Regions from separate parts of the Homo sapiens genome. Here region 2 is linked to region 1. A link is a contact called in ENCODE Hi-C or POLR2A ChIA-PET data. All regions are on one chromosome and are shown on one strand. The core of a region is the stretch at or near the end of the contact, and the rest is flanking DNA. Distances in the headings are between cores, read along the strand shown.

Region 1 (3,739 bases), core at 861-3,360:
TCTTGGAGCTTCTGTCCTCGTCTCAGCAACACTGGACTTAGATGGGCATCCTGACTTCTTGAAATGCTCCTTTCTGGAGCCACCCCCTCCTTGCTTTCCTTTCACCCTATCAGTTGCTCCTCTGTAGGACCCTGGGCTGATACCCCCTCCCCTCCCCTCCCCTCCTCTCCCTTCCCCTCCCCTCCTCTCCCTTCCCCTCCCCTCCCCTTTCCTTCCCCTCCCTCAGTGTTGGCAAGCCCTGGGCTTACCTTGCTTTCTCCTCACCTCTCCCTGTACTCTTTCTCGCATATCAGGAGGTCACAGCCATCTCCACTCACTGACTCAAACCAGACCTACACACTCCCCCATCTTCATTCTGTCCTGAGTCCTGGGGCTTCTCGCCCCACGGGGGCCATTTGACTCAACTGCCTTCTTCTCCCCATCTCCAGCGCCAGCACCACGACCCACTGGGGTCCTGCAATAGGCTTCTGGCTGGTCTCACATCCATTCTTAACCTGCACACCACCTCGCAAGTCCATCTTTGCCAGCAGCCACGTGATCATCTCAACCCCTCGGTGGCCGCCCCCTGCCTGTAGGATAAATCCAGACTCCCTTCCCGGCTTCCCAGCCCTGCAGGACGCACCTCCTACCTCTCCCTCCAGCCTCACCTGAAGCCATTCTCCCCTTGTGTCACTGGCCTCTCAGTGTCCCGAGTTCACCGAGCTCTGCTCCCTGCACCTGGCAAGACTTCCCCTGGTTAGCTGCTCTTCCTTTGAGGCTCAGCTTAAGTGTGTCACCTTTTGGTGAGACCACCTTCCTGACTCTCCTGTTATTTTCCATCTCAGTCTATGGTTTGTTTTCCTCATGACACTATGGCTGAGATTGTGGTTATGTGACAGAGTGTTTGCGGTTTGACTCTACCCTTCATATAAACTCCATGACGGCGAGGACCATGTCCATCTCAGTTGCCATTGTATCCCTAGAGCCCAGCACCCTGCCGGACACATAGTAGGTCTTTCAATAAAGGTCCATTGAATGAATAAGCAAATCTCCATTTTACAGATGGAGGACCTGAGGGTGACAGTGGTCGAATCACTTACCCAAGGTCACACGGCAAGTAGAGCCAAGACTTGACACCAGGCAGCCTGATTCTAGAGATGGAGTTTATATGAGATAAGTTGCAAGAGAGGGATGAATTGTTATTGTGTACATTTGAACTTTCCCTACCTACAGAGAAGGAACAGAATCCCATGCTCTTATTACAGTAGGAACCAGACCTCTCTGAAGACTTATCGTCCCTCTTAGTGCGTCTGATCTAAAGACCAAGGAACTGGGATGTTACCCTTGGAGTAATTTGGTGCCTGCTTAAACCTTCTGCATCTGCGATGAATAAGAGAGACTTTTTCAGGATTGTTGGTTAGGAGGCAAAAAGTTCAATTTGTCTTGCAGAAATGTTGAGCCTTTTAAATGTTCAGCTCCTTCCTTCTCACTGGATAAAGTTCACCCTTTATTAAACAGTGTGACTACAATAGGGAGCCCTTGAAGGTAAGGGAGCAGGGGCTGGGAAAACTGGGGCTGCACTTTACAGCAGTCCCTTCAGCTACAACTACAGGAAGGGGTGACTTGTTGCCGCCATGTCTCTGGCGGGGGTGGGGGGTGGCAGACCAGGGAGGCATTTCTCTCCAGCCCAGCTGACGGGAAGCGCATTGTGTGCTAGGAAGCACGTGTTCTTCCTTCCTTTCTTCCTTGTGCTTGTGTAGAGAATTTTCATAACTTATCCTCTTTCCATTAAGATCCCAGAAGTGGGAGGGGACCCAGTAGTGTGGAGGAGGTAGGGGAAGATAGCGGTTCCTACACCCTTTTTGGTTTCCTTTGAAAACTTTGAAATACGAAATACACACAGTAAGCCACACCTCTAATAAATGTCCTGGATTAGATTATTGCTGAGCAAATGTTTACATGGGGAGGAGCTTGAGAGGCGCGTATTTCCCCACTCCACTGATGTCGGGCTTGGTCCTGCGACTTGCCTTGGCCACTGGAATGTGGCAGCAGTCAGAGGACACTAGCTCCAAGCTGAGACCCGAAGAAGCCTGTGTGTTTCCATTTCCCTATCTTGGGCTCCTGCCTTTCACCCTTTGAGACCATGCCTTGGATGGCTGCCAGTTAAAGGAGATTGAGACATGTGGAGAAGCCTGCCCTCAACACAGCCAAGCCCAACTTTGAACAACTGAACACAAACCAGTCGGCAAGAAATAAATGCTTATTGTCTGCCACTGGGTTTGGGGATGGTTTGGTATGGCAACAGCTAATTGATACAGTAAGTGTACAGCTCAGTAAATTGTCATAAACAAATGCACCTTTGCAGCCAGCACATAGCTCACACAGAGCATCAGCAGCACCTGAGGAGACCAACCTCCCTGTACCCTGTTCCAGTTGCTACACCCTCCCTAGGTAAGCACTGACCTGACTTCTGATAGAAGAGTTCTGTCCCTTTTCCTGCTTCAAATAAAGGAAACATACAGAATATCCTCATTTGTGTTTCTTCCACTCAACATCACAGTTGTAAGATTTGTCCTGATACTATTGCTCATAGTTGTAGTTCATATATTCTCATCGCTATCGTGTTAATACACCGCAATTCATTTTCCCATCAATGGTATAGTAACACAATAGCAATGAGAATATATGAGCTACAACTGGGAATGGGAAATAGAATGGGAAAATTTCCCGTTCTATTCTATGTCAGTGGGCATTTGAGTTGTTTTTTTTTCAGACATCATAAATAGCATTGCTATAATGTTCTAGTATGTCTTTTGGTGAATATATATATATATATATATATATATATATATATATATATATACACACACACACATACATACATATTTCTGTTGAGTTTACACTAGGAGTGACATTTTACAAAGGTATATATACGTGTGTGTGTGTATACCTGTATATATACAGAGTCTTGGTTGCTTCACATCATCCTCACCAATACTCACGATTTCCTATCTTTTTTGATGTAGTCATTCTGACGGGTGTGTAGTGTGATTGCGTTGTGGTCTGTGATTTGCATTTCCCTGATGACTGATAAACTTAAGCAATTCTCCATATGTTTATTGGCACTTTGGATACTTCCTTTGTGAAGTATCTGATCAAGTCTTTTGTCCACTTTTTGAACCTGGTTTTCTGTCTTTTTCTTATTGATTTGCAGAAGTTATTTATATATTCTTGGTATGAGTCCTGTATGTATTATAAATATCTTCTTCCACTCTGTGGGTTGCCTTTCTCTGTTCTCAGTAGTATCTTTTGATGAACAGAAGTTCTTCAGGGCAATATAATCCAATTTATCAATATTATGGTTAGGGACTTTCTTGTCTTGAGTAAAGAATCATTATCTACTCCAAGATATTCACCTATTTTTCTATGTTTTGCTCTAAAAATGTTTTTGATCTGTGACTCAATTGGGATTAATTTATTTGTGAGCTGTGAGACAGGGGTTAAAATACATTATTTTTCTATGATTAGCAAGTTGACCCAGAGACCATTTAATGGAAAAGGCCACTCTTTTCCCCACAGCACTGCAGTGTCCCTGTTTTGTATTTGGAATTGACAAAAATGGTTTTGAGAACATGCTTTCAGGCTAGAGTGACGAGATTCACACACCAGCTTTCACAGCACAGCTATGGATTTGGAGTAAGTTCCTTCCTACTTCTGAGTCTCAGTTCCTTCATCTGTACTTGAGAGTAATAAAACTTGC
Region 2 (3,739 bases), core at 848-3,347, 670 kb before region 1:
ATTGTGAACTGTGCATGCGCGGGCTCTAGGTCGCCCACTCCTTATGAGAGTCTAATGCCTGATGATCTGAGGTGGAACAGTTTCATCCTGAAACCTTCCCACCCGACCCCACACCACGCAAAAGTTGTCTTTCCCGAAACCGCTCACTGGTGCTAAAAAGGTTGGGGACCACTGCGTAGAGTGCCATGTGTGCTGAATCTTAAAGGTCCTCTGTGACCCCCGATCTAGAGGTTAAATTGGAGATGTTGTGTTTGAGGACGAGTAAACCACCTTGACACCTTTATAGGGTTGAACTCATAGGGTTCATAGGTGGCCAAAGAGAGACATTGTCCAGAATCAAAACAACTTTAAAAGGTACTTTACTGCCAGGCACGTGGCTTGAGCCTGCAGCCCTAGCTGCTCAGGTGGCTGACACAGTCACATCACTTAAGCCCAGGAGTTCGAGGCTGCAGTGAGCTATGATTGTGCCACTGCACTCCAGCCTGGGCGATGGAGTAATGCCCTATCTCTCTTTTTTTTTTAAAAGCAGTTCTGTATTGGCAAGGTACTTCCTTACCCTGGGGACAGAACATGGACGGAACCAGGAGGGTTCTCGTTGTCCAGACCTTCTACAACCACAAGACTGGCAGCTGGTGTTTATCTTTTCCCTTCAAGGCTCCGGGGTTAGCAGCTTTATAGTTAAGGACAGTTCTGATCATAAACCCTACTGCATTGGCACAAGACAGTAGAGTTAGCCTGTCCCTTCCTGCCTTAAATCCTGATGCTTGCTTCTCTTTTCTTATAAATAAATGTCCTTTGTGGCATTTTTTTCCCCAGAATCAGGCACTTTTATTCTCATTAAAAACCTGTACAGGCAGATCAGATGTCCTTTCTCCTTAATAATTTTTTCTTTTTCTGGACAGTCTCACTTTGCCACCCAGGCTGGATTACAGTGGCTCGATTGCAGATGGCTCACTGCAGCCTTGACCTCCTGGGCTCAGGTGATCCTCCCACTTCAGGCCACCCCCAAGTAGCTGGGACTGCAGGTGTGTGTGTGCCATCATGCCTGGCTAATTTTAAAAATTTTTTGTAGAGATAGTGTCTCACTATGGTTGCCCAAGCTGTTCTCAAACTCCTGGGCTCAAGAGATCCTCCTGCCTCAGCCTCCCAAAGTGTGGGATTACAGGTGTGAGCCATTGCACCTGGCCCTTTCTCATTAGTGATTTTCTTAATGGCCTCTGGGAACTCGTCTGCAGCCTGTTGGTTGGCAGAAGCTGCTTCTCTGTTATCTTGTAATTTTAAAGCCAAACCTCTTTCTAAAATTATCAAACCATTGTTTGCTCGCATTAAATTCTCCAACTTTAGATTCTTCACCTTCTTTTTGCTTTAAGTTATCATATAGTGACATCATTTTTTCTCAAATCATATTAGAGTCTATAGTCTTGTACAATCCTGCACTCACATAAAAGATGCATCGGCAATACAAAAGGCACTTCACAAAATATGCAAGGTTTTCATGCTGGTATCGCTACTGCAGTGACAGCTTTGTGAATTTCCTTTTATTTGATTTTATTTTTACAATGGTCTTTATGGTGGATTCATGTTTAAATGATGGGCAGCCGCAGTTGCAGAGCTCCATCTAAGGTACTCATCAAGCGTTCTACTTTTTCTTGTAATGTCACAACTTTGCTTCTTGGGAATGCTTCCAGCATCTCTAGTGGCATTTTGTATGACTCCCATGGTGTTACTCAAGGTTTACAATATTGCACTAAATAGGATAAAAAATACTCAAAAACCAAGACAGATCACTTTTTATTGCAACAGGCAATTTACTGGAGCAACAAACTACTCACACTGAAACAACTAGCATCATAGAGCTTTTTTTTTTTTTTTTCCTGAGGCAGAGTCTTACTCTGTTGCCCAGGCTGGAGTGCAGTGGCATGATCTCTGCTCACTGCAACCCCTGCCTCCCGGGTTCAAGTGATTCTTCTGCATCAGCCTCCTGAGTAGCTAGGACTACAAGCGCAAGCCACCATGCCTAATTTTTTTGTATTTTTGGTAGAGACGGGGTTTCACCATGTTGGCTAGGCTGGTCTCGAGCGCCTAACCTCAAGTGATCCACCTGCCTCAGCCTCCCAAAGTGCTGGGATTACAGACGTGCCTGGCCGCATCATAGAGCATTTTAAGCAAACTTGCAACACTTGAGGAGACTGCAGTAGCAACAAGAGATAGCTGTGAAACTGTGACATAGAATAGTATGTACTGTAGTTAATTTTATGCAGTTATGATCCAACTGCAGATCCAACACCATGTGTTGTATGTGCATGTTTTGATAAATTTTAACGTTACATTTTAACTAGGCTTGTGAATATTTTATGGTAGTAAATGATAAAGTAGACTATTCTCTATGTATAATGCACTTATGACATAACTAACTTTTAAGGTTTTTTTAAATATTTCTGGGCTATGTGGTTTATCTGAGTTTCTTCAAATTGTCACAAGCCTCCAAAAAAATTTCCAGTAGATTTGTTGAAAAAAAATCCGCATATAAGTGGACCCACACAGTTCAAACTCATAATATTCAAGGGTCAACTATAAATAGAGTCCAAGAGAAGATTTTTTTTTGGCTTCTCTATAGTAAAGGGTAACTGAAACTTGAACCTTCAGTGTCTGTCTCCCGGTTAAATTTGTTTTTTGTTTTCTGCCACAAGCTCAACTATGTGACAGGCAGAAGCCTAGGCATCTGAAGACATCGGTATTGTTAAAGCAAGCTCTGTTTACCCAGTCTAGTTCAGTCCCAGAAGAGTGTGATGAGTTCCCTTAAAAATTACACAGTCCCACTCCTGGCAGGTGACTTTTTTCAAATACTAAGGACATATTAATTTGATTATGGCCAGGTGTGGTGGCTCATACCTGTAATTCCAGTACTTTGGGAGGCTGAGGCAGGGGAATTGCTTGAGGCCAGGAGTTTGATACCAGCCTGACAACATAGCAAGACTCCACCTGTAAAAAAAAAAAAAAAAAAAGAAAAAGAAAAAGAAAAATTAGCTGGGCATGGTGGTGCGTACCTGTGGTCCCACCTAGTCAGGAGGCTGAGGCAGGAGGATCACTTGAGTCCAGGAGTTCGAGACTGCAGTGAACTATGATCATGCCACTTTACTCTAGCCTGGGGTGACAGAGACCCAGTCTCTTAAAAAAAGAGAGACATTCTGACACATGCTACAATATGAATGAACCTTGAAGACATTATGCTTAGTGAGATACGCCAGTCACAAAAGGACAAATACTTCATGATTTCGCTTCTGCGAGGTACCTAGAGTGGTCACATTTCTAGAGATAGAAGTAGAATGGTGGTTGCCAGGTCTAGGGGCTGGGGAGAGTGGGGAGTTAGTACTTAATGAGTACAGTTTCAGTTGGGGAAGATGAAAAAGTTCTGGAGATGAATGGTGGTGATGCTTGCACAATGATGTGATGTTCTTAATGCCATAGAATTGTACACTTCGTAATGGCTAGTGCTTACTTCAGGAGCACGTGCACTAAAATTGGAATGATACAGGGAAGATTAACCAAAAAACAAAAAGGTTAAAATGGTGAATTTTATGTATGTTTTACCACAATTTTAAAAAATGAAGAAAAAAAGTGCTTAGTCCGAAATGGGGACACTGTGGGTATATTAGGGTAGAAAGCAAAAGAATACGAAGTCACCTGCAAGAGTAGGCCTGTATAATTTTTAAGGTAACTCATCAAACCATTTTGAGAG

What was found. Hi-C counts contacts between places; a loop is a spot of excess contacts on that map. ChIA-PET counts read pairs that join two places held with the same protein, here RNA polymerase II (POLR2A).
Region 2: a map of transverse colon shows a loop between it and region 1 (14-fold over the local background). The contact joins two enhancer-like sites. A Hi-C loop is called at or near these places in 1 of 168 maps with a recorded cell type or tissue (transverse colon). POLR2A ChIA-PET finds 5 or more read pairs at or near these places in 1 of 52 experiments (MCF 10A).

The regions. Positions count from the first base shown.
Region 1 is chr3:194,865,767-194,869,505 of GRCh38, reverse strand. No RefSeq gene overlaps it. Among named protein-coding and RNA genes, the nearest start is that of LINC01972, 99 kb to the right of the region's middle. Within about 2 kb of position 2,110, at least 13 of the 41 ENCODE cell types and tissues checked have a DNase peak (open chromatin) inside an H3K27ac peak, as active enhancers do.
Region 2 is chr3:195,531,482-195,535,220 of GRCh38, reverse strand. All of the region lies in intron 1 of PPP1R2 (protein phosphatase 1 regulatory inhibitor subunit 2), which reads left to right. Among named protein-coding and RNA genes, the nearest start is that of PPP1R2, 10 kb to the left of the region's middle. Within about 2 kb of position 2,097, at least 2 of the 41 ENCODE cell types and tissues checked have a DNase peak (open chromatin) inside an H3K27ac peak, as active enhancers do.